Linked DNA regions of Homo sapiens: all the other regions are linked to region 2. The links are chromatin contacts, found by Hi-C or POLR2A ChIA-PET in ENCODE. All regions are on one chromosome and are shown on one strand. Each heading gives the region's core, a stretch centred on a gene start or an enhancer-like site at or near the end of the contact. The rest is flanking DNA. Distances are from core to core; before and after follow the strand shown.

Evidence for each region. Hi-C counts contacts between places; a loop is a spot of excess contacts on that map. ChIA-PET counts read pairs that join two places held with the same protein, here RNA polymerase II (POLR2A). Pooled maps may share reads with other maps.
Region 1: a loop to region 2 is called in a pooled map, with 4 times the contacts of the local background. The contact joins the promoter of H2BC5 here to the promoter of HCG14 in region 2. A Hi-C loop is called at or near these places in 7 of 50 pooled maps. POLR2A ChIA-PET finds 5 or more read pairs at or near these places in 9 of 52 experiments (B cell, CD4-positive, alpha-beta T cell, CD8-positive, alpha-beta T cell and 5 more).
Region 3: a loop to region 2 is called in a map of B cell, with 4 times the contacts of the local background. The contact joins the promoter of H4C1 here to the promoter of HCG14 in region 2. A Hi-C loop is called at or near these places in 5 of 168 maps with a recorded cell type or tissue (B cell, CD4-positive, alpha-beta memory T cell, naive thymus-derived CD4-positive, alpha-beta T cell and 1 more), 1 of 37 single-sample maps with no recorded cell type and 12 of 50 pooled maps. POLR2A ChIA-PET finds 5 or more read pairs at or near these places in 9 of 52 experiments (B cell, CD4-positive, alpha-beta T cell, CD4-positive, alpha-beta memory T cell and 6 more).
Region 4: a pooled map shows a loop between it and region 2 (2.4-fold over the local background). The contact joins the promoter of H4C3 here to the promoter of HCG14 in region 2. A Hi-C loop is called at or near these places in 1 of 50 pooled maps. POLR2A ChIA-PET finds 5 or more read pairs at or near these places in 3 of 52 experiments (Panc1, T-cell and activated T-cell).
Region 5: a pooled map shows a loop between it and region 2 (6-fold over the local background). The contact joins the promoter of TRIM38 here to the promoter of HCG14 in region 2. A Hi-C loop is called at or near these places in 1 of 37 single-sample maps with no recorded cell type and 7 of 50 pooled maps. POLR2A ChIA-PET finds 5 or more read pairs at or near these places in 1 of 52 experiments (A549).
Region 6: a loop to region 2 is called in a map of gastrocnemius medialis, with 3 times the contacts of the local background. The contact joins the promoter of H2AC6 here to the promoter of HCG14 in region 2. A Hi-C loop is called at or near these places in 1 of 168 maps with a recorded cell type or tissue (gastrocnemius medialis) and 4 of 50 pooled maps. POLR2A ChIA-PET finds 5 or more read pairs at or near these places in 7 of 52 experiments (B cell, CD4-positive, alpha-beta T cell, CD4-positive, alpha-beta memory T cell and 4 more).
Region 7: a pooled map shows a loop between it and region 2 (4-fold over the local background). The contact joins the promoter of H2BC3 here to the promoter of HCG14 in region 2. A Hi-C loop is called at or near these places in 2 of 168 maps with a recorded cell type or tissue (naive thymus-derived CD4-positive, alpha-beta T cell and vagina) and 5 of 50 pooled maps. POLR2A ChIA-PET finds 5 or more read pairs at or near these places in 5 of 52 experiments (CD4-positive, alpha-beta T cell, Panc1, activated B cell and 2 more).

What each region holds. Positions count from the first base shown.
Region 1 is chr6:26,156,177-26,159,625 of GRCh38, reverse strand. It overlaps H2BC5 (H2B clustered histone 5), which reads right to left and starts at 1,504. Exons shown (of 1, transcript NM_021063.4): 1 at 1,019-1,504. The coding sequence starts at 1,456. The coding sequence ends at 1,076. It overlaps H1-4 (H1.4 linker histone, cluster member), which reads right to left and starts at 3,297. Exons shown (of 1, transcript NM_005321.3): 1 at 2,511-3,297. The coding sequence starts at 3,235. The coding sequence ends at 2,576. RefSeq lists silencers at 1-125, 2,454-2,503 and enhancers at 1,124-1,173, 1,313-2,064, 2,794-2,873, 3,134-3,293, 2,818-3,449.
Region 2 is chr6:28,894,500-28,897,826 of GRCh38, reverse strand. HCG14 (HLA complex group 14) reads right to left here and starts at 1,297. Exons shown (of 2, transcript NR_104117.1): 1 at 1,097-1,297; 2 at 507-716. TRL-CAA1-1 (tRNA-Leu (anticodon CAA) 1-1) reads left to right here and starts at 1,499; the gene lies at 1,499-1,604. RefSeq lists enhancers at 985-1,620, 2,256-2,892 and a silencer at 2,031-2,194.
Region 3 is chr6:26,020,308-26,024,019 of GRCh38, reverse strand. It overlaps H4C1 (H4 clustered histone 1), which reads right to left and starts at 2,371. Exons shown (of 1, transcript NM_003538.4): 1 at 1,970-2,371. The coding sequence starts at 2,341. The coding sequence ends at 2,030. It overlaps H3C1 (H3 clustered histone 1), which reads right to left and starts at 3,569. Exons shown (of 1, transcript NM_003529.3): 1 at 3,062-3,569. The coding sequence starts at 3,530. The coding sequence ends at 3,120. RefSeq lists enhancers at 1,777-2,006, 2,157-2,386, 1,608-2,423, 2,727-2,776, 2,807-2,906 and 2 more.
Region 4 is chr6:26,102,518-26,105,818 of GRCh38, reverse strand. It overlaps H4C3 (H4 clustered histone 3), which reads right to left and starts at 1,886. Exons shown (of 1, transcript NM_003542.4): 1 at 1,482-1,886. The coding sequence starts at 1,871. The coding sequence ends at 1,560. RefSeq lists enhancers at 1,524-2,214, 2,239-2,348.
Region 5 is chr6:25,960,477-25,964,051 of GRCh38, reverse strand. TRIM38 (tripartite motif containing 38) reads right to left here and starts at 1,250. Exons shown (of 8, transcript NM_006355.5): 1 at 1,197-1,250; 2 at 770-1,003.
Region 6 is chr6:26,122,002-26,125,569 of GRCh38, reverse strand. H2AC6 (H2A clustered histone 6) reads right to left here and starts at 1,398. Exons shown (of 1, transcript NM_003512.4): 1 at 880-1,398. The coding sequence starts at 1,337. The coding sequence ends at 945. It overlaps H2BC4 (H2B clustered histone 4), which reads left to right and starts at 1,644. Exons shown (of 1, transcript NM_003526.3): 1 at 1,644-2,103. The coding sequence starts at 1,666. The coding sequence ends at 2,046. RefSeq lists enhancers at 192-281, 1,022-1,231, 1,322-1,461, 796-1,481, 289-1,488 and 5 more and a silencer at 1,495-1,860.
Region 7 is chr6:26,042,296-26,045,781 of GRCh38, reverse strand. It overlaps H2BC3 (H2B clustered histone 3), which reads left to right and starts at 2,069. Exons shown (of 1, transcript NM_021062.3): 1 at 2,069-2,555. The coding sequence starts at 2,125. The coding sequence ends at 2,505. H3C3 (H3 clustered histone 3) reads right to left here and starts at 398. Exons shown (of 1, transcript NM_003531.3): 1 at 1-398. The coding sequence starts at 371. It also overlaps the pseudogene H2AC5P. RefSeq lists enhancers at 36-355, 1,586-1,825.

The DNA.
Region 1 (3,449 bases), core at 255-2,754, 2.7 Mb after region 2:
TTTTTCACGTCTCAAGTATTTGTTCCTTTCCTTCTGGCCACTCCCTCCTAGTTCCCTCCCGACTCTTTTCCGAGATTCTTTTTCTCCCGCAATCATCCATTCCCCAGCAGTGAAAACCTTTTGTCATCATCCTACCTTGTGCAGCAGAAGCTACATCCTGCCAGAAGGAGGTTTTCTTTCCCTTTCTACCTCCTCCAGTCCTCCGTACTCAGGGGCATCTAGGAAAGGATAAATTGTACTGCAAAGGGGGCTTCAGTCCTGCGATAACTATTGCCTACGTGCAGTCAGGCACCTTAATGATTGACTATTTGGTTTCTGCCGTTACCCGGAGGACTTTTAACCTGAAAGCTGCCAAAAAAAAAAAAAAAAAAAAAAAAAAAAACCTATAAATTAAATGACTTTCAGAAAAAGACGGTTTAGCAAAAGAATTTTAAGGTGTCTCAGAAGCTGCTTCTTTTTCCTGCACCTCAGCGCCTAGGATCCGCCTTTCCCTGCCCCACTCGCTTAAGAGCTTCAGACAGAAACTGGCCCAATTACAAAACAAATCAGAAACCTTTGTAATAGTTCCGTGTTCAGCTCACATTGTCTTCAGCCTTTACTTGCAGTTATTACATATCTGCATGGTAAAAATTTTACAAGAAAATGGGCGGGGGTGGTGGTGGAGAAAGCTCCAAACATAAGGAAGTTGTCAAGAGCGTGCACTTTCGTGCTCAGGGCGGGCCGTCACCACACCGAGTCCCGGATCAACATCACGATCAACTTGGAAATCTGCACACGGAAACCAAAGAGCTGTACATTTACAATACTTTCAGTTTATGCTAGTGTTATGTGATACTAAATGAGCTAACGATCTAATACGTACCCATAGCACTCAATTTCTAGTACCTATTGTTATTCCCTGTAACTTCCAAGTTATTTCCTCTGCAGTACTAACGTAACATTAAAGATTGGTACTGTGGTGCTAAGTCCAATAACCCCCCTTTTGAATGAAATGATTACAACTCATTTATTGAAAACATGCGTGGCTCTTAAAAGAGCCTTTGGGATTAGGTGTAAAGATGCTTACTTGGCAAAGTTACTTGGAACTGGTGTACTTGGTGACGGCCTTGGTGCCCTCCGACACGGCGTGCTTGGCCAGCTCCCCCGGAAGCAGCAGGCGCACGGCCGTCTGGATCTCCCTGGAGGTGATGGTCGAGCGCTTGTTGTAATGCGCCAGGCGGGAAGCCTCGCCTGCGATGCGCTCGAAGATGTCGTTGACGAAGGAATTCATGATCCCCATTGCCTTGGAAGAGATGCCGGTGTCGGGATGGACCTGCTTCAGCACCTTGTACACATACACTGAATAGCTCTCCTTGCGGCTGCGCTTGCGCTTCTTCCCGTCCTTCTTCTGAGCCTTAGTCACCGCCTTCTTGGAGCCCTTCTTTGGGGCAGGAGCAGACTTGGTAGGTTCAGGCATCGTAGCGTTAATAGTTAGAACACTGTTGCAAACACCTGAGAAAATAATCACTCCCGCCGAGGCCCTGTTCATTTATAGATGCGGTATTCAAATGAGGTTAATCAGATTTCGTTTATGATTGGATTAATTTTAGAGTGTCGTCACAAATGCCAATGTAAACGACACTTAAAAGTCTACCTTTTCATTGGCTATTTCGTTCCTTTACTTGTACCCAATGAGAAAGCCCAGACCAGACTACCCGAGGCTACTATAAATAGGCCTCTTTAGGCAAGACAGCTGTGCACTTCGCTTGGAGCAGTTGGTTTTTGAGATCCGACTTTTTTAACATTGTGGTGTCAGAACTTACACCGAAAGATACTTAACAGATTAGGAGAACTCACATTCCTTTCTTCCTTTAACAAAGTATGGGACTCGTTGCATACAGAAGCCGTGCTAATTGGGACATCCCCCCCCCCCAAGTCTGTCAGTTTTACGTTTCGGCAAGTCCTTAATCCATCCAAATGCCACATTTAAGGACCAAGTATTTTTCTGCAGTGTCGGTTTCTAATTTTCAGTTATGTGGCAGTAGTCTCCCCAAGCACTTGAAATGTAGCCCTTCGGAAATAATGTCAGTACTATGCCACTTGTCCTAAGACGTACTCCTCTGAAGTCCCTCACTGCCTGCCATACTCGATAGGGATAACCAGTAGGCTTGTAACCAGCACAGAAACTGATACACTGTGCCGTGTTTGGAACTCGGAAAAACCCAGCTTAGAAACCCGGGAAAATCCCAACATTTTTTTTCCCATGCTATCTGGAGGCCAGGGCCTGCTAAAAGTGCAAAGCACAAGGGAGGCCCAAATGGGTTCAACTCCGACACTCGAGAACGCAAAATCGAGATGACGCCACTGCACTCCGGCTTGGGCGACGCGACGCCTTAGTCAAAAATAGCTCCGGAGACACACAAAATCCCACTCCTCTCCCCGACTTTGTTCCCGGGAGACCCGCCCCTGCTTAGCAGCGTTTTCCCGAGCCACGCCCCCTAATAGTGCAACAGCTCTTTTACTGAGAGCGGTGGGTGGCTCTGAAAAGAGCCTTTGGGTTGTGTTGGGCTTCTAAGCAGTTGGCCAAAGGAACTTTCTACTTTTTCTTGGCTGCCGCCTTCTTTGGCTTGGCTGCCTTGGGCTTGGCGGTCTTTGGTTTAGCCGCCTTGGGTTTAACTGCTTTGGCCTTCGCTGGGCTCTTGGGCGCCTTTTTTGGCTTGGCTGCTTTCGCCTTTTTCGGGCTTTTCGCTTTTTTGGCTCCAGCAGCTGCAGCCGGCTTCTTCGCCTTCTTTGGGGTCTTCTTGGCGCTCTTCTTGGGGGTGGCCGCCCCCGTCGCCTTCTTGGGCTTCTTCGCCGCTCCTGCTGGCTTCTTGGCCTTGGCCGCGCCTGCCTTTTTAGCCTTAGGCTTGGCTTCCCCAGAGGCCGCCTTCTTGTTGAGTTTGAAGGAACCCGACGCGCCGGTGCCCTTGGTCTGCACCAGGGTGCCCTTGCTCACCAGGCTCTTGAGACCCAGCTTGATGCGGCTGTTGTTCTTCTCCACGTCATAGCCAGCGGCTGCCAGCGCTTTCTTGAGAGCGGCCAAAGATACGCCGCTGCGCTCCTTGGAGGCGGCAACAGCTTTAGTAATGAGCTCGGACACCGGGGGCCCAGACGCTTTGCGCTTGGCCGCACCTGCAGACTTGCGGGCCTTCTTCTTCACGGGAGTCTTCTCGGCAGGGGCCGGAGCAGCGGGCGCGGCAGGCGCAGTCTCGGACATGTTGAAGGCAAGCGTGAGCGAGAGCAATTCGAGCCGGAAGCAGAGGCACTGGCCGGGACTCGAGCCGCGGCGCTGCGCCCGCCCGTTTATATAGGGCGGAGCTGCGCCGTGATTGGTGCGCTGTCCAGCCCGCCTCGCTGGCAGCCGCAGAGTGTCCTCTCGGATCCCGAGTTGTGTTTGTTACACCTCAAAAAAAGCCAAAAATATAAAAATT
Region 2 (3,327 bases), core at 48-2,547:
AGACTAAATATATAAAAATGTTAATAGTTACCTCTGACTAGTGAGATTATGGATGATTTTAATTTTTGACATGTTTGTATGTTCTACAATTTGTGTGTACTTTGCAATTAGAAAAAAATAATTATAGTTAGGGTAAGATTACAGTTGCCATGTTGGGAATCACTTCCTGGACAATTTCCTTCCAATCGAAAGAAAATATACAAATCTCATGTATTGGAGGGAGACTGGGGAACCAGTGTTCACTGTACTTCTCACTACTAATTTTCTCTCTATCAAAAATAGGATATGAAACCAAGGAAGTCTGTGGAAATTAAGATAGAGCCTACTGAAACTCAGTTATTTCTCCATGCAGAAAAGAGACCTAACTTTGCCTTACAAAAAGGAAATTTTTTTTATATTAACAAATACAAAAAGTAAGCTATTAGGACAAAATCTAATTAAAATATCCAACTTTATATTTCCTCTATCTGAACCTCACAGCCCCAAATACAAGAGTTAAGACGGTTGAGTTAAAATGTATTTATTGAACCTCTACCGTGTTTGCCAGGCACTGTTACCTGGACGGCATTGGTCTACACATGTTATTTTAGCGGTGTCGCTGGCCTCTAGGGGCTCTTGTTCTAGTGGGAGGGATGATTTCTGTTTAGTTTCAGGGCTCCATTAAAATTTGTGACCTTGGGGCTTCCCGGCCTGGAGCTCAGATTGCTTGGCGAAGGCTGAGAAACAGAAAAGTGGATCAGGCGATGTGGTGCACTCCCCTTAAAAACTACCGCTGTGTTCCCCGACCTGGCAGTGGTCACTTGGAGCCCATTAATCGGGAACATCCGAGAGCGACAAGGAAGGCCGCGGGCGAGCGCGTCGCTCGCGGAGTTTCCCCGGACCTGGGATCGCCGATCCCTCGGCGCGGACACCAGCCTTGCCCATGTGGTGGTCCCTGTGGAGACCTTCCCAGCCGTTCCCGGCTACCACTTTTAGAGCCCAAGACAAACTTCGACGAGTGGCAAGGCAGTGACAAATGGAACCAAAATAGAGGGGCTAAAAGGGGACCTTCCTATAGAACCGGGGTCTTTTGTTAGGGTTTTGTTTTGTTCCTCACCATCTTCCAAACAATGAAGTCCTGGGGGAGGCTAACCACGATCAAGATTTCAGTAAACATCAGACACTGGAGAGCCGACCCAGCGACCGAAGAAGCAAAAGATCTTCTTTCCTTCCTGAAATCTGGGCAGGCTGGGAGCAAAAAAAAAAAAAAAAAAAACCCGCACACGTTTTTCGAGATGGCGATAACAGTTATAAGGCCCGTAAGAGACTTGATCCAGTTTTATGCAGAAACATTTTCTAGTCCTGCGAACCCTTTTGCTTTTTCAATCCACAAGTGGCTTTCTGCCCTTCTGTTACCAAGCAACCCTGACGTCATCGCGTTTCTGCGTGCGTGCACGACACAGAATCATTGCTTGTTGATCTCTATTTTAGTGCAAAAATCAGGGCTGTTATGCAGTGTGTCAGGATGGCCGAGTGGTCTAAGGCGCCAGACTCAAGCTAAGCTTCCTCCGCGGTGGGGATTCTGGTCTCCAATGGAGGCGTGGGTTCGAATCCCACTTCTGACACATACTTTTCTTTTTCCTCTCCTTACTTTAGAGATATCCTGATCTCAGCAGTAGGCATAAACAATTACCAACGTATATTTTTAAGAATCGGCTTTTAGGTACCGGGCGCGGTGGCTCACGCCTGTAATCCTAGCACTTTGGGAGGCCGAGACGGGTGGATCACGAGGTCAGGAGATCGAGACCATTCTGGCTAACACGGTGAAACCTCGTCTCTACTAAAAATACAAAAAAAATAGCTGGGCGTGGTGGCGGGCGCCTGTAGTCCCAGCTACTCGGGAATGAGGCAGGAGAATGGCGTGAACCCGGGAGGCGGAGCGTGCAGTGAGCCAAGATCGCGCCACTGCACTCCAGCCTGGGGACAGAGCGACACTCCGTCTCAAAAAAAAAAAAAAAAAAAAAGAATTGGCTTTTAAATTTATCTCAAAGGGCTTGTCCAAACTAAAAACATTAAAAGCGGAAGCATCGCGATATTTTTACGAAGCCGCGAGATTTGGGCCAAAAAACGCCTAATTAAAGGCAGAGGTTACTAGCGATTGGTCTCTGTGCTGCAGTGCGAGATAATCCTGATGTCGCGGGATTCGGAACGCAGATAGCTTCCTGCCTCGCCGAGGGAATGGAGAGAAGGGGCTCTGGGCGGGTTCTTTTCCCGCTTCTCGACCAGGCTCACACTCTGTGTCTCAGATCCAAGCCCTCCCCTAGATATTTCCTGGAGCACTTTCCTACCAATCTCACAACGCTGTGGCTCGTGACAGTGCAGTCTCTTTAAAAATCTTACACAGGTCCTCTGCTCTCCTATTTTCAAAACTCATGTAACCAGTTCTCAAAAATGTCTTTCGTAAATTATGCACATTCACACTCGTTTTGGCATCTGATCATTACCGTTTTGTCAGTCAAAATTGAGTACCATTTTAACCATTGAATGAAATATGAAAGCTGTACGTTCCTCTCGCAAATGTAATCACCGTGAAAAATTTATTGTATTTTTTACATTTCTTTTTTCTCTGCATTCGCATATATATATAACATTTTGTTTTTTTTTTTTAACAGAAATGTAGTCATGCTATGACATTTTTCACTTAATATATCTTGGGTTCTTTCCATGTGGAACACTTATTCTTTTCTTTTACAGAAGAAATATTGCTGGCCGGGTGCAGTGGCTCAGGCCTGTAATCCCAGCACTTTGGGAGGCCGAGGCGGGCGGATCACGAGGTCAGGAGATTGAGACCATCTTGGCTAACACAGTGAAACCCCGTCTCTACTAAAAATATTAAAAAATACAAAAAATTAGCCGGGTGTGGTGGTGGGTGCTTGTAGTCCCAGCTACTCGGGAGGCTGAGGTAGAAGAATCGCCTAAACCCGGGAGGCGGAGCTTGCAGTGAGCCCACATTGCCCGCTGCACTCCAGCCTGGGCAACAGAGTGAGACTCCGTCTCAAAAAAAATAATTAATAAATAAATAAATAAATAAATAAATAAATAAATAAATAAAACCCTATGGTAGGCCCGGAGTGGTGGCTCACGCCTGTAATCCCAGCACTTTGGGAGGCCGAGGCAGGTGGATCACTTGAGGTCAGGAGTTCGAGACCAGCCTGGCCAACATGGTGAAACCCTGTCTCTACTAAAAACACAAAAATTAGCTGAGTGTGGTGGCAGATGCCTGTAATCCCAGCTACTCAGGAGGCTGAGGCAGGAAAATCACTTGAACCCGGGAGGTGGAGGTTGCAG
Region 3 (3,712 bases), core at 1,122-3,621, 2.9 Mb after region 2:
TCCCCCAACTGGAATATATTTTTTGAAGGTAGGGACTTTGTTTTGTCCCAGAAGTATCCCTAGCACCTTGAACAGGGCTGACGTTTAACAGGTAGTTTATGGAGGTTTGTTGAATGAAAGGATGTGTGAATTTTCTATGTAAGTCTCCAGGCTCTCCACTAAGCCCACCAGAATGCTAACACAATCAATTCCCCATCTCATTCCTTGACCTGCCACTGCCTGAAGCAATCAGCGTGCAGTTTCTCTTTAGAAAATCTGGGGGATAGTCTAGGGGTTGCAAATTAAGCAACATTATCTTTGTTCTGAACAAGGACTGCATGAGTGTTAGGACTGAAGAAGGCCCAAGGTGGTGGTGGGTATGCCTAAGATGAGTATGACATATCAGCAATGCTATGAACATAGCAATGCTATGAAAGGCCAGGCAAAACGTAACAGGAGCTAGTCGTGGCTTATTGTTACAACGACTATACCTCCCATATGGGTAATCGATATCCACACACCCCTCTACATTGACTCTGGAATTCAGGAAAGGGAATTAAAATTTTCTAACTTATGTACCCCAATGATTTCAACAATATCTGGCATATGAGATCAATAAATATCTTTAAAATACCAACTAAGAAAGACATAAAATGACCCACCCTCCATACCAGGCTCATTTTTGCTCCTCTGATTCCTGAAACTATCCAGAATGCAGCTATGAATTCTCTCCATTGTCAGTTTTAAATTAAGCCAAGCTGGGTACTTGTGTAATTCCTCAAGAAATCCTGGATGAAAACTGTCAGGTGGAAAACAGGACCTCAAAATAAAGAGACATCCATCACTGAAGCTAACATCGTGAGGCTGAAATCAGTCCTATAACAATGGTACCAAAAAGAGCACAATGAGAGGCATTTGTGAATATTTACTCAGATGAGAGTAAGATATTTCCCTATCAGCTAACCTGAAGTTCACATCCCTTTTCCAGCTGAGTTCTGAAGCTAGATGTACTTAACTGGAACACATAACTGCATCAGGAACATCCTTTAAAACTATGGCTACCATGGCTTGACTGGACAAACCCCAGGCTTCCAGGTTTAGCACAGGTGGCCCTTCACAGACCAACATTGCCTATGCTACCAACCTCATGTCCTACCACCCTGCTTGCATCATTTCTCTCTCTGCATATATAAAAATATATGTGTATGTATATAATCAGCTTTATTGATATTTAATGTACCACAAAATTTGCCCACTTTAGGTACAGTTCAATGAATTTTACCGTGTTTTCTTAGTTGTACAACCATCATCACAATTTAATTTCGGAATATTTCTATCACCCAAATTTCCATTTCTGCGTAAAGGGGGAAAAAAAAAGGTTAACTGCTGAAGGCCGCGGTAACACTGAAAAAGGTGCCTTTTCTCTCTAAAACAGATTTTAATCTCCCCTGAATTTAGTGTCCTGGGTATTCCAGGAGTCTGAATAGGGTTTCAATTTTCAGGGTCTTTTTAATAGAGTAAAACTGTATTGGTGGCGATAAATTTAGTATTGCTCTCAGTACATGATTGAGGGATACTTAAATGTCTCTGTGATTTTATTTCATAATCGCTAAAAGATGGTTTTTTTTTTTCCTAAAACAGGGTTTTTGTTTTTTCTCAATAAGCTTCTTAGCTTCCCCTCCGGCTCCCTGGCTTGCCTCAGGAAATATTAGCTCATCAGTTCTGATTGGTTGACAGCTACGAATGGCCCTCATTGATTGGGCAGCGCTTCTTTGTCCCTTGGAAACTAATACAAATTTTTAACACTACTTTTTTTCCACTCTTTCTTCAGAGTTGGAATATCGTTGCTCCCCTACCCATATGTAGTGAGTGGAGGGCAAACTTGGAGTTCCCCTAATCTTTCCTTTTTAGGATGTCAGCTCAGTATCATTCATCTTAATTACACATTGAGCTTCTTGACTTAATGGATACAGCTCTTCTTTTGTTTAGTTGGGCGGCCCTGAAAAGGGCCTTTGGTTCAGAAATGCAAGCTGTGGAGAAATCAGCAACCTTAACCGCCAAAGCCATAAAGGGTGCGTCCCTGGCGCTTAAGCGCGTAGACCACGTCCATGGCAGTGACTGTCTTGCGCTTGGCGTGCTCCGTATAGGTGACAGCGTCACGGATCACGTTCTCCAAAAACACCTTGAGCACCCCGCGAGTCTCCTCGTAGATCAGACCAGAGATCCGCTTCACACCGCCACGCCGGGCCAGACGCCGGATGGCCGGCTTGGTGATGCCCTGGATGTTGTCACGCAACACCTTGCGGTGGCGCTTGGCACCCCCCTTACCCAAACCCTTCCCGCCCTTACCACGTCCAGACATGACTTCCCAAGAAGTGAACCAAGAGCAAGTGAGAGAATAGGAAACCGATCTTTATATATCTACGTTACCCCTGCCCCCACCTCCAGCGGACACTGAGACTGAAAAGCGCGCAGGCGGGAAATGTGACGCCTACAGTCCGCTCCTTTAACCCCTCCTCCAAGCCCCAGGAAATGGCGGGAGCAGCGATTGGGGGAGGGTGGGGAGATGAGGGTGGGACCAAGCAGGCTTGACCAATGGCCTTTATTTTCTTAACAGAGCTACAGGCTTTGAGGAACTGGGTTAAGAATTAAATGTAAACCCATTCTGACTCCAGAATTATTTTAAGTCGAACTTTTTTTTTAACCGAATCTCTCTGTCGCCCAGACTGGAGTACATTAGAGCCATCTCGATTCACTGAAACCTCTGCCTCTCAGGTTCAAGTGTTTCTCCTGCCTCAGCCTTCAGAGTGTAGCTGGGATTACAAGCGCTCGCCGTCGCGCCCGGCGTGTTTTTGTATTTTTCGTAGAGACGGGATTCGGCCATGTTGGCCAGGCTGATCCCGAACTCCTGATTTCTGGTAATCCGCCCGCCTCAGCCTCTCAAAGTGCTTGAATTACAGGCGTGAGTCACCGCGACCGGCCGAAATCGATTGGTTTTGAAGCCTTCAGTAGCATTAAAACGAAAAGTGCTCCCAATGCATTCCCTTTTGTCTTAAATTGGTTTCTTACAGCTACTTTACTTGAAAAGGTGGTGGCTCTGAAAAGAGCCTTTGCTTGGACCGTCAGAGAGACCACAGTAATCACGCCCTCTCTCCGCGGATGCGGCGGGCGAGCTGGATGTCCTTGGGCATGATAGTGACGCGCTTGGCGTGGATGGCGCACAGGTTAGTGTCCTCAAATAGCCCTACCAAGTAGGCCTCGCACGCCTCCTGCAGAGCCATCACAGCGGAGCTCTGGAAACGCAGGTCTGTTTTAAAGTCCTGCGCAATCTCGCGCACCAGGCGCTGGAAAGGTAGTTTACGAATAAGCAGTTCAGTGGACTTCTGATAACGGCGGATCTCGCGCAGAGCCACGGTGCCCGGCCGGTAGCGGTGGGGCTTTTTCACGCCGCCGGTGGCCGGAGCGCTTTTGCGGGCTGCCTTAGTGGCCAACTGTTTGCGTGGCGCCTTGCCACCAGTAGACTTCCGAGCAGTTTGCTTAGTGCGAGCCATGACGGAAAAACAGCACAGCGGAACACCCAACACTAGCGCAAATACGCCCATGAGCTGCTCTATTTATAGTGTGTAAAGTGCAGTGATTGGATGATAGAAGACGCTAAATATGACGTTACACACTCTGATTGGTCTATCTTTAAGCCAGCAACAATCGTGCAGTTTCACCGGCTACTATATTC
Region 4 (3,301 bases), core at 637-3,136, 2.8 Mb after region 2:
CAAAACTATGCATTGCATTATTTCACATACATTTATGTTTTCCAGACGGTTCAATAGTACCTCACTTTTCTGAACTTATTTGTATAGTTTGGCATCTTTTTAAAAATTGTGTCCTATAATGAAAGGTTGTAAACATTATGTTTTAAATTTGTATAGATAAAATCAACCACAGACCTTTCCTTGCTTGGATGTAATTGCCATTGTTTCCCAATGAGTTCGGAATTACTAGGATTGTGCAAAAATATGCCTCACTTGCCTGACATAGCAGAGAGCCATTTTGCCTAAATGCTGTGCCCAGCAATGGACTGTCACCAGATTCTCATCACATACAGTGAGGATGAACAACTAGCCTCTCCCAGCAGCTGGCCGGTCTCTCAATAATATGGGACTCCCTCAAGATGGCTTCCTGCACCTTTGCTCCTCTAGCCTTGTATGTATACAAGGCTAGCATGCCTGGCATACATAAGGTTAAAAACAAAATCAATAAGTTATGGTTCTTCCTCCAGTTCTGGGGATTATTAGACCACTTTTTTGTTTTGTTTTGTTTTGGATGGAGCCTCGCTCTGTCACCCAGGCTAGAGTGCAGTGGCACAATCTCGGTTCACTGCAACCTCTGCCTCCTGGGTTCAAGCAGTTCTCTGGCTCAGCCTCCCACGTAGCTGGGATTACAGGTGCCCGCCACCACGCCCGGCTAATTTTTGTATTTTTAGTAGACGGGGTTTCACCATCTTGGCCAGGCTGGTCTTGAACGCCAGACCTCGTGATCCACCCACCTTGGCCTACCAAACTGCTGGGAATACAGGCGTGAGCCACCGCGCCCGGACTTAGACCACTTTGTTTTGGCCAATAGGACAACAGCCATAGAACCCTCCGCAAATGAGAGCTTGTCCCTAAAGATGCTTTATTTACATAGCTGTGTGCCGCATGAGCCAAAAGGTGATAACCTTTGTTCAACACGCGCCTCCAGCCCTTCGGTTAAGTCCAAAGTACCATTCTTAGAATGCTCTAAAATACATAATTTTTTTTTTTTTTTTTTTTTTTTTTTTTGAGGAGTCTCTCTCTGTCTCCCAGGCTGGAGGGGAGTGGCGCGATCTCGGCTCACTGCAATCTCTGCTTCCGGGCTAGCTGGGCCTACAGGTGCAGACCACCACGCCCGGCTAAGTTTTGTATTTTTTTTGGTAGAGGGGGTTTCACCATTTTGGCCAGGCTGGTCTCGGATTCTTGATCTCAAGTGATACACTAGCTTTGGCCTCCCAAAGTGCTGGGATTACAGTCGTGAGCCACTGCGCCCAGCAAAATGCTTTTTGTGGAGCCAATCACTTTATTAGCGCTTACCTCTCTATGCCTACTTTATGCTTTGAAATTTTGTCACAGTGTGGCCGGTCATGGCAAACACAATTCATTCTTATGCAGGATGTCACGGTTATTTCTGTCATCCAAACTCATTCTCGCAACGCATTTCAGCTCTTTAAACGACTTTGTGAGCGGCCCTGAAAAGGGCCTTTGGGTTTTTTTGTTTTTGTTTTTTGAAGTTCTCAGGAGACCGCGTATTCTTAGATTCAGCCGCCGAAGCCATACAGAGTGCGCCCCTGACGTTTTAGGGCATATACTACATCCATGGCTGTGACAGTTTTGCGCTTGGCGTGCTCCGTATAGGTGACGGCGTCTCGAATAACGTTCTCTAAGAAAACCTTAAGCACACCTCGAGTCTCCTCATAGATAAGACCGGAAATGCGCTTGACGCCACCGCGCCGAGCCAAACGGCGAATAGCCGGTTTTGTAATGCCCTGGATGTTATCCCGGAGCACCTTACGATGGCGCTTAGCACCACCCTTCCCCAAGCCTTTTCCGCCTTTGCCGCGACCAGACATGATTCCTATCGCAGTGGAAGGTATGAACTGAAACAGTTCCTTAAATACAAACTTGGCGGACCTGATTGAAAACAACATGAGTTGGCGCGGTTTTTTTTTTTTTTCAAATTTGGTCACCAAGTGGGTGGAGCAAGAAAAACTGTTTCATTATGGTTCATTGTTTTGATTGGCCAGTGACAGCTTGCTCTTTGTGGGAGTGGAAGGGTGTTTGCAAGTTGAATGCGCTGTATTCCTGTCAGCTTAATGACGCTAAGCATAGCCCCATTCCACATTTCTTTTTATTTCCACTTGCTAACTAATAAATTACGGAATAGTTTATTGGGGAACATACAAATAATGTTTAAAGGAGGTCAGATTTATAGGTCAAGGGATTTACCCTCCCAATCATTTTAATATTTTTATTTAAACCAGGCATTTTGATGGCCTTCTCTGTGCTGGACAAGGTATAAGTTTGGCTATGAAGTTTCACTCCTAAAGACCCTATGTTTTGGGAAGGCAAAAAGGTAGCCAAATAATTGCAAATTAAAACCTCATAAGTGCAAACTTCTTCCTCGTCACTTTCCCTATCTCGATTCAAATATTTGTTGAATGACTCATTTTTCTGCAAAAGTCTGAGAGAGACAGGGAATATAAACTTAAGTCTGGATAATATGTTTTCCCGGGACGCTCTTCCTGGTCTGCTGTGCCTGTTTGCTGTGCCTGAAATTCCAAACACTCTTCCCTTCCCTCCGTTTTTAATCCCCTTTCAACTTGCTACAGCTTTAGAGAAAAGAACATTCGTTTTGTACAGTTGGGGATTAATTGAAGTGTAGGGCTAATACTTGATTAAGGTCATTACAAAATCTACAGGGTCTTCCTCTGGGAGGTTTTTGTGATAAGATTATTGGTGTTAAAATAAGGCTAATCCCCTTGAAAAATAAATAGAATAGCAGAATTGGGTCTGAATGTGGTTTGAAGAAAGGGACTTCTCAATTCAAAATTTTATTCTTAGCTTCCTGCGGGAGCTTTCCAGAATGCCCATAAGATCCACTTTTGTTTAAAAAACAAAAACAACCCCACCCACCACTCTCTGGTTAATAAATGAATTTCTATTGGGAATATTTAGAATGGGGCTGTGGCCTGTGAGAGACATTATATAGTAACCTCAGACTTGCTCACATGAAGAGAAGAAATCCAGGAATGGAGAAAAAAGACCCAGGAAAGGCCAGAATGCTCTACATGTCATATTGTTTGTATCACTTCTGAAATAATTGATTACATTCTTCTGCCCCAAATTGAGTTCTTAGGTTCTTCCACTCACTGTCCACATGCCACAACACAGACCTTATAACTAGAGACTTAGCTAGGAAGAAATGTCAAACATTACAGAGAAAAAATGCAGAGTCTGAGATCATAAGTAAAACTCTGAAATCTCAACATGCCTTTTAATT
Region 5 (3,575 bases), core at 1-2,500, 2.9 Mb after region 2:
TGTTCCCTTGGCTCCTACACCATCATGACAATAAAATTTGACTCCACCTCGACCCCCCCCATCCCCCACAAAGAACAACAACCAACACTGGTTAATAAGGTCGGTTGTTTTTTGTTTGTGTTTTTGTTGTTGTTGTTTTTGCTTTCAGGAGCAGAGGTATAATAGGCAAAAGAAAGAGAAAGGAGAATAGTGAATACCTCTTCTGCAGAGAGGGGTGCCTAAGTGGGACTTCCCTGGCTAATAACGTCTTGCTAGAGACCCAACCAGGAGGATAATGGAAGCAATCAAGGCAACCAGAACAACCAGAAGAACCGGTTTATCCTTTTTGTGCCCTCTCCCTAAACTGAGGGAATAAGAATTGGAAAGAAGGCTGCAGAGCAGAGGGTTTGCTCCTGAGGAGCAGTTATTTCTATGGGATCAGAGCTCCTGCAGAACTGGGGAGTTTACTTTTACTATCTCTTCTCCAGGACAGGACCTATCTCAAGAGACATGTTCAGAGTGATTGCAACATAAAGAGTTTGCAGACCCAAGGAGGTAGGGAAGGCAGAAAGAAGATGGGGGAGGCCAGGGATAGGCAACAGAGGAGTGACCAGGAGCGAAAAAGCCTGCCTCTTCTGAGAACCTAGCTGGGCTCTCCCTGTACCCCCGATCCCTCCCCCCCGCCCGCCCCCACACCCCTACTCCTGGGAGCTCCTCTAGGACAGGGGCAGAGTCAGGAGGAAGTTTGAAGAGTGCCTAGAATAAAAAACAGTAATTTAACTACAATTACCGGGTAGGCTGTTTTCCTCTCACAATTTGATCAGTCTCTTGAAGCCACACAGAATTTCTTCTGAAGACGTGTATTCCTTGGCAGGCTATTTCCTCCAGTGATACACCAGGCCCCTCTCTGCTGGGGTCACTGCTCTTCTGGGGAGATGGGGCTCCCCTCCTTCCAAGGCTCCAGGGTTCCTGTCCTGGGCCCCACTCATCTAAGTTCTGAATCTTCTGAGATTTGGTGTAAAGTCTGGTGAAAGAAAGAGCAGGAAAGAGGTGAGAGCTGTAAAACAAAGAAAGTCCTGACCATTTTCAGAGTTGGAGGGGCCCTGCTGTCACGAAATATATTCCCCACCCCACTTGCCATCAGTACACACTCACATATCCACTGAGAAAACCTTAGCCTGGACCTTTTCCGTAACCTTCACTGCTCAGACACTTACATATTCGCTGCTAGTCCCCTCTGTTGCTGCCACTTCCTGGGTCAGGAAGTTAACTCAGACCGGATTAAACTGAGAAGTGAAACTACTGTGGGAGGCGGGGCTCATAAGATTTAGGAGAAAACTAGTGACGTTGTTCATATCATTTGCACTCCGCCTCTCCGGTAAAGGAGGGGGAAACGTAGGAAGAAAATATCCTTCTTTTACAGCAATAAAAAGAAGGAACCAATTAATAACCCTGTAAACTATCATGTGACCCCAACACAGAGTATCTAAAAACAGGAAGCCTGCAGAGGTTCAGTTCACAGACTCTGATTTGAGATCTTTCTACTTTTGCCACCAACTCCCTTGGGAGTCCTTAAGCCTTCCTAGCTGATGTTACTTCTTTTGCTATTTATGGGTTGCTTGTGGTTCTATAACTGCTCTGAAGGGTGTGGTGGAAAAAGGGGTGGTAACAGCAGTAGGACTCATTGGCATCACAAAATTCATCTGAGTCAGCTTTCTATTCTTCTCTGTCCCGTTCTGTGTCTTGTTTTTCTCCTTGCTGTCCTTCTGCAGGACTCAGATCTTCTTCAATAGCGAGGGTCAGCCAGGATAGAAAATGGGAGTCACTAGTGGCCCAGCAGTGAGTGCCCCCAGCTTAGAGCTGTGTGGGATCCCTGGGACCATCACTCTGCTTTGTGCTTTGTGGAGAAAAGGCTGTGGGGTCCAGGGTCAAGTCCTTAATGACTTAGCTCCAGCTTCTCCACTTCAAAATGAAAGGAAAAGTACTATCACCACCCGTTAGAATTATTATTTCATGGGGAAAAAAGATGGATTACTATCTCACAATAAGAGCTTGTCACATTTATAAGTCTCAGGTGTAAGAGGCATTTATGATAACAACATAATAAATGCTGGCTTAAGTAGATGCAGTGGTCCAAGGGAACCAGTAAGGGGAGCTCAGGACACAGGTGGGAGGAGAAATTAAACTTGAATTCTGGGAGCCACTGGCCTGTCTGGGCCCCTGGCCTGCCTGCTGACCCTGATAGCCAATGGAACATGGAGTTTGGCCCAGCTGCAATCCCTCTGGTCCAACTACTCAAAATAAAGGCAAGATTGGGAAACACGTTCCTTTCTTCCTATACCAAGCAGAAGACTCTTCAGCACTGCACCCTCCTGGGTGCTCACAGAGCCTTCTGTTGTTTTGCCACCTACGATTCATCATGCCCTGGCATGATGGTTGCAGACCCCATGCATAGCATGGGACATTCTACTCCTGAGGCAACCAGCACACAGAGAGAGGAGAAAGAATGAGCCCCTGAATCCTTGGTCCCACGATGAGTCCTTGCAGATATCTACAACTTTCATTGTTGTGGATGTGACTCTGTACCCAGGCATGGCTCATTCCAGATCTGTCCTATTGTCAGAGGTGTTCAAACCAGAATGACTCCATTTTGAATGGGGGCTAGGTAAAATAAGGCTGAGACCTACTGGGCTGCATTCCCAGGAAGTTAGGCATTGTAAGTCACAGGATGAAATAGGCAGTTGGCACAAGACACAGGTCATAAAGATCTTGCTGATAAAACAGGTTGCAGTAAAGAAGCTGACCAAAACCCACCAAAATCAAGATGGCAACAAGAGTGGCCTCTAGTCATTCTCATTGCTCATTATACACGAATTATAATGTGTTAGCAAGTTAGAAGGCATTCCCACCAGCTCCATAGTGGTTTATAAATACCATGGCGATGTCAGGAAGCTACCCTATATAGTCTAAAAAGGGGAGGAACGCTTGGTTCTGGGAATTGCCCACATCTTTCCCAGAAAACATATGAATAATCCACTCCTTGTTTAGTACATAATCAAGAAATAACTGTAAGTATCTGTATTAGTCCATTTTCACACTGCTGATCCAGACATACCTGAGACTGAGTAATTTATACCAGGAAAAAATGTTTCATGCTCTTACAGTCCCACGTGTCTGGGGAGACCTCACAACCACAGCAGAAGGCAAGGAGGAGCAAGTCAGGTCTTACATGGATGGCAGCAGGCAAAGAGCTTGTGCAGGGAAATTCCTTTCTATAAAACCATCAGGTCTCATGAAACTTATTGACTATCATGAGAACAGCAGTATAAATTACTCAGGGAAAGACCTGCCCCCATGATTCAATTACCTCCCACCAGGTCCCTCCCACAATATGTGGGAATTTAAGATGAGAGTTAGGTGGGGACACAGCCAAACCATATCAGTATCCTTAGTCCAGAAGCTGATGCTCTGCCTGTAGAGTAGCCGTTCTTTTATTCCTTTACTTTCTTGCTTTCACTTTACTGTGTAGACTTGCCCCAAATTCTTTCTCACACGAGATCTAAGAACCTTCTCTTAGGGTCTGGGTTGGGACCCCC
Region 6 (3,568 bases), core at 149-2,648, 2.8 Mb after region 2:
GGGCAGTGGCACGATCTCGGCTTACTACAACCTCCGCCTCCCAGGCTCAAGCGACTCTCCTGCGTCAGCTTCAAGAGTAGCTGGGATTACAAGGTATGTGCCACCACGCCCAACTTATTTTTTTATTTATTATTTTTATTTAGTAGAGAGGTGTTTCACCATGTTGGCCAGGTTAGTGTCGAAGTCGTGACCTCAGGTGATCAGCCCCCTCGGCCTCCCAAAGTGGTAGGATTAGAGGGGTGAGCAGAAAGCAAAGGTTTTTGAGTGGCCACAGGCCCCACTCTATTTCCTTTTCTGCCTGTAATGGCAACCTAGACGCTTGAGCTTCTTAAAATACAAGAGTAAGTTGCATGTCAGGCACCGTTCTACATTAGGGACATTAGTCTGTTTTACAGACACCTTTCAACTCCCTGGTTAACTTTTAGGTAATATACTCTGCACTTTAGCAGGAATGGGACCTATAACTCTCACAGAATTAGGAAAGTGAGGCTGCCTACAGCCTAAATTGAGAAAAAAATAGACGGGGGACTAGTCGGAGGACCAAACAAGGTTACCAACACGTTAGAGTTTTGCCTTCAATTTACATTTTTAAAGTAATCACAACGAAGTGTTTAGATCACGAGGCATCCCTGCATGTAAACTGTTAGGCACTAACTATGGTCGATCTTACAAAGCATTAACTAGAATATTTCTTTAGAGTATGATAGTACGTAACTGACCTACTATTACATACAAACAGACCAACCTTTAGTAACAGCGCTCCCCAAAAACCGAAAAGCAGTAATACGCTTTGCTCAAGGTTGGCATAAAATTAACTTACCTTAGTGCCTTTTTTCCTTCTACCTACAAGCAGTGAGGTTAGCTCTTCCTTTGAAACGGTAGGGGGGCTCTGAAAAGAGCCTTTGGGTTTGATAGCGTTTCCGGGAGCTCAGATACCTGTCAAATCACTTGCCCTTGGCCTTGTGGTGACTCTCGGTCTTCTTAGGCAGAAGCACGGCCTGGATGTTAGGAAGGACGCCGCCCTGAGCAATGGTCACCCGGCCTAGCAGTTTGTTGAGCTCCTCGTCGTTGCGGATGGCCAGCTGCAAGTGGCGCGGGATGATGCGAGTCTTCTTGTTGTCGCGAGCCGCGTTGCCGGCCAGCTCCAGGATCTCGGCGGTCAGGTACTCTAACACCGCCGCCAGGTACACCGGCGCGCCTGCCCCAACCCGCTCTGCGTAGTTGCCTTTACGGAGCAGGCGGTGCACTCGGCCCACCGGGAACTGGAGACCAGCGCGAGAAGAGCGGGATTTCGCTTTGGCGCGAGCTTTGCCTCCTTGCTTACCACGTCCAGACATTGCAATCAGACAAAAATCACCAAAACCAGCGGCCTAAGCTCACGAGAAAACAAACAAAATCAAGAAATATGTAAAACATGGCCGCTTTTATAGGTAGTTCCTGGGGAGTAAATCCGACTTTTTGATTGGTCGGTAGCAAATGCTAGTCAGATAGCCAATAGAAAAGCTGTACTTTCATACCTCATTTGCATAGCTCTGCCCACGGATGACAACTGTGCAGTTTGTCTTCCAATTAACTAAGAGGTACTCTCCATCCCTCATTAGCATAAAAGCCCTATAAGTAGCAGAAATCCGCTCTTTACTTTCGACACATTTCTGGTGTTTTAAGATGCCTGAGCCAGCCAAGTCTGCTCCCGCCCCGAAGAAGGGCTCCAAGAAGGCAGTGACCAAAGCGCAGAAGAAAGATGGCAAGAAGCGCAAGCGCAGCCGCAAGGAGAGTTACTCTGTGTACGTGTACAAGGTGCTGAAACAGGTCCATCCCGACACTGGCATCTCTTCCAAGGCCATGGGCATCATGAATTCTTTCGTTAACGACATATTTGAGCGCATCGCGGGCGAGGCTTCCCGCCTGGCGCATTACAACAAGCGCTCGACCATCACCTCCAGGGAGATCCAGACGGCCGTGCGCCTGCTGCTTCCCGGAGAGCTGGCCAAGCACGCCGTGTCGGAGGGCACCAAGGCCGTCACCAAGTACACCAGCTCCAAGTAAACATTCCAAGTAAGCGTCTTAACACCTAACCCCAAAGGCTCTTTTAAGAGCCACCCAGATACCCACTAAAAGAGCTGTGGCCAGACGCCAAATTTTATTTGGCGGCGGAGGGGTATTAGAATATAGGAACTGGAGAGGGGTGGGGACAAGTGTTGCAGCTTAGAGAGGGACAAAGGGTCCTGAACCCGAAAGAAGCCAGCCATTAAAAATGGCTTTGGGGTCAATTCGTTGTGCTTAAATTTAAAATGGAGACAAGCGGCCATTTTGCTAACTCGGCGTTCCCGGAAGAAACCGCAGGCTCGCTTAGGTTTCAGACCCAGCTGTCTGTCCCTGTCTACGTCGCCAGGATCAACGGTTGCCGTAATGTCATAATTTCGCCACCAGCTTCTAGCCAATAGGCTGTCCTGTCATTTTAAATATTAACCAATCGAGGGAAAGCTGTTTTGAGACTCTGATTTACATAGCGGACCGGAGTGGGAACCTGGGCAGTAACTGCCTAAGGAAGGACTCCCCCTCTGTTTTCGTGGCGCACACCTTCGTAGTATACTGAAGGGTGTGTCTCCTGGGTTTCCAACTGCCCCGGTAATAGTCTTTTAACCTAATATGCGTCAGTTTTGATAACAACACTAAGGCAGTACAGAACTAAAGATGTAAGCACTGCGCCAGATGTTGCTTCATACATCTTATTCTATTCAACTGGTTTATTCAAGATTCAAATCAAATCAAATTTTGCTTGAATCCCAGTGCTCAGTCAGCCATAAATGGTGTGTTGCCTGATTGAAACTTAAAATCTCCGTAGGGGGCTTGTAACATGCAGACAAGTTTGAAAGTTGCTTTAGGAGAAGCCAACTCTTAACTGCTGGGTAAATTGACAAGCCTTCGAACACTGAACTGAAGGCCAGTAAGGACTAGGCGCTGGGTGGGGGAGAATGAAGAGGAGACGTCATTAAACTTAGCACATACACTGTATCTCCTAGAGGACTCTCCCTTCCTAGACAACTGCAGGCCGCTTTGTGGCCTGGGAAATTCCACATTCCCTTAAGTATTTTACTCATGGTCTTTTCCAGGTAAAGATTTTAAGATGAAGGGTTAGACGTAGTCTACCTATCTTTTTATTCAAGTCTAGAACACGTTTTTAGCACCTAGAAGTTTGCTTTCTCCATTAAAAACCGGGAATATACAATAAATAAAATTAGTGTTAAAGCAGATTTTTACAAACTTAAATACCATGTAATTTAGGTTACAGTTATTTAACATAAGGACTGTGTGATCTTAAATCTGCAATTTCTTTCACACCTGGGAAATAAACTAAGGCCTGTCTTTGGTGCCAGACAAGGCCTTATACTTGAACACTGCTGTGCAATCACAGGCTGCCTTGCCTAGATAACTTATCTGAGAAATTCTGATGAGAAATGAAATTTCCAGAGTCCCTCACAAGTAAATTTTTTTTTCTTTTTTTTTTTTTTTTTTGAGACGAAGTTTCTCTCTTGTTTCCCAGGCTGGAGTGCAATGGCGCGATCTT
Region 7 (3,486 bases), core at 820-3,319, 2.9 Mb after region 2:
TCTTTGGGCATGATGGTGACGCGTTTAGCGTGAATAGCGCACAGATTGGTGTCTTCGAAGAGTCCCACCAGGTAGGCCTCACAAGCCTCCTGCAGCGCCATCACCGCAGAGCTCTGGAAACGCAGGTCGGTTTTGAAGTCCTGGGCGATTTCTCGCACCAGGCGCTGGAACGGCAGCTTCCGGATCAGCAGCTCGGTGGACTTCTGGTAGCGACGGATTTCGCGCAAGGCCACGGTGCCCGGGCGGTAGCGATGAGGTTTCTTCACGCCACCGGTGGCCGGAGCGCTCTTACGGGCTGCTTTAGTAGCAAGCTGCTTGCGCGGAGCTTTGCCGCCGGTAGACTTGCGAGCTGTTTGCTTCGTACGAGCCATTTGCAATGAGAGCACACACAAAAGTGTAGTGAACTGAGAGCAAGTGGCCTTTAAATATAGTGAGAAACATTCTGATTGGTCCTGTAATATTTCAAAAGTCCCGCGCGATAAAATCATTGGCTGAAGAGTGACCAGACTGATTGGTTCATTACTAGACAATCTTATTGGATGAGTTGCCCCACCGCCCATCCTGTCCTTTTCGTTTCAGTTATCTGCAGCGACAAATTGTCTAAAATTCTAGTTCATCCAGTCCCAAAGAACAGAGTGTATAACAAGGTATCTAAGGATTTTTAAAATGTAAATTCCGATTCAGTAAGTTTGAGTGGGACTTGAAATTCTGCATTCCTGACAGTCTCGCAAGTTATCAATGCTGGTGAACACTCACTAAACCACCAGAAACGTTCAGACTCATGTCGGGAAATAACGCTTATATTCAGAGAATGAGATTCCATGCTATTTTGTTACTGGCGAACAGCAAGTTTCCTTGCCCTTTGTTTTCTAAGTCCAAGTCACATTCCCACCCTGCCTGTTCTCAAAATGTCTTATTTTGGTTGGCCTTAAGTTTCACTTTGTATACTCTAAAATGTACTTTCTAAAGGAAGGTGTTATTTTCTCGAAACTTAACTTTTTAACACCATTAGGCTAGGGGGGCGGTGGCTCACGCCTGTAATCCCAGCATTTTGGGAGGGCGAGATGGGACGATCACTAGAGGCCAGGAGTTCAAGACAACCCTGGCTAAAATGGTGAAACCCCGTCTCGCATAAAAATACAAAAACTAGCTGGGCGCGGTAGCAGACGCCTGTAATCCCAAGTACACAGGAGGCTGAGGCATGAGAACCGCGTGAAGCGGCGGGGTGGAGGTTGCAGTAAGCCGATATCGCGCCGCTGCACTCCAGCCTGGGTGACAGAACTAGACTGTCTCAAAACAAACCAATCCAAACGAAAAGCAAAAAATACCCTAACAGAAGCAAGTTATCATCCTTTCTTGTGTAACTATGGACGGCTCTGAAAAATGCCGTTTCAAGTGTAAGCTACGTTTTCTGATTTGAGTGTTTACTTGACCTTGGCCTTATCGTGGCTCTGTTATTTTGGCAACAGGACGGCCTGAATATTGGACAGGACGCCTCCCTGAGCAATAGTGACGTTGCCCAGCTGCTTGTTGACCTCCTCGTCGTTTCGGATGGCCAGCTGCAGGTGGCGGGGGATGATGCTGCGGGTCTTGTCACGTATGGCGCTGCCCACCAGTTCTAAGATCTCGGCGGCCAGGTATTGTAAGTACACTGGCGCACCGGCTCCGACCGGCTCAAAATAATTGCCCTTTCGAAAAAGATGACGGACTCTGCCCTATTGGGAACTGCAAGCCCGGTAGCGACGAACAAGTTTTTGCTTTAGCTCCATTTTCCACGTCCGCAAATAGCGACCTATGAAAGCAGCGGAAAACTGTGAAAGACAAGCAAGCTGGAATGGCGCCTGAACAAATCCTTTTATACAAACTGCAAGGCTGCAATAGGAAGCTATCCTATTGGTCAATTATGTTTGGTGCTTTATCCAATAGAAAAAGATAACATAAATTCCATATTTGCATAAACCCCACCCCTCAGTGAAACCGTGTTTCTTTTGTCCAATCAGAAGTGAGGAATCTTAAACCGTCATTTGAATCTCAGGACTATAAATACATGGGCTCTGAACTGTTCTCTGTACTACTCTGTAGTGGAGAGTGTTAGTAGCTTTTCTATTCTGTTTAGGAATAGCAATGCCTGAACCCTCTAAGTCTGCTCCAGCCCCTAAAAAGGGTTCTAAGAAGGCTATCACTAAGGCGCAGAAGAAGGATGGTAAGAAGCGTAAGCGCAGCCGCAAGGAGAGCTATTCTATCTATGTGTACAAGGTTCTGAAGCAGGTCCACCCCGACACCGGCATCTCATCCAAGGCCATGGGGATCATGAATTCCTTCGTCAACGACATCTTCGAGCGCATCGCGGGCGAGGCTTCTCGCCTGGCTCACTACAATAAGCGCTCGACCATCACCTCCAGGGAGATTCAGACGGCTGTGCGCCTGCTGCTGCCTGGGGAGCTGGCTAAGCATGCTGTGTCCGAGGGCACTAAGGCAGTTACCAAGTACACTAGCTCTAAATAAGTGCTTATGTAAGCACTTCCAAACCCAAAGGCTCTTTTCAGAGCCACCTACTTTGTCACAAGGAGAGCTATAACCACAATTTCTTAAGGTGGTGCTGCTGCTATTCTGTTTCAGTTCTAGAGGATCAACTGGAATGTTAGCGAAGACAAGTTTTAGAGCCAAGGTTAACTTGGACGGGGCCGTGCGCGGTGCCTCTTGCCTTTAATCCCGGCAATTTGGGAGGCCGAGGCGGGCGGATCACGAGGTCAGGAGATGGAGACCATCCTGCTTAACACGATGAAACCCCGTCTCTACTAAAAATACAAAATAATTAGCTGGGCGTGATGGTGGGCGCCTGTAGTCCCAGCTACTCGGGAGGCTGAGGCAGGAGAATGGCGTGAACGCGGGAGGCGGAGCTTGCAGTGAGCCGAGATCGCGCCATGGCACTCCAGCCTGGGTGACAGAGCGAGACTCCGTCTCAAAAAAAAAAAAAAAAAAAAATTAAAAAAATATGAAGTTTTGAAGCAGAAATTATTTTGTCGTATGTTCTTTCATAAATTTTTTGCCTGCCTGCCTTCTTCCTTTGTTACAGAACTCCAACACTTACCCAAAGGTAGCTGTTGGGTCAGGGTTTCTGTACTATAGTCCCTTCTGTGGTGGCCAGAAATATGTTACAGGAAAGAGGTCCCCATCCAGACCCCAAGAGAGGGTTCTTGGATCCCGCGCAAGAAAGAGTTCAGGGTGAGTCCGCAGTGCAAAGTAAATGCAAGTTTACTAAGAAAGTAAAGTGGTGAAACGACAACTACTCCATAGACGGAGCAGGACATTCCCGAAAGTAAGAGGAGGAAGGCATCCACCCTAGGTACAATACTTGTATATATGGGGAGATGTGCTCTGCTACAAGTTTGTGATAAAGGATTAATTTTCTTAGTTACTATATTTTGCAAGAATCAACATTATTATCTTTAAACAAAATTAAGAATGCCTTTGTTCTCCAGATAT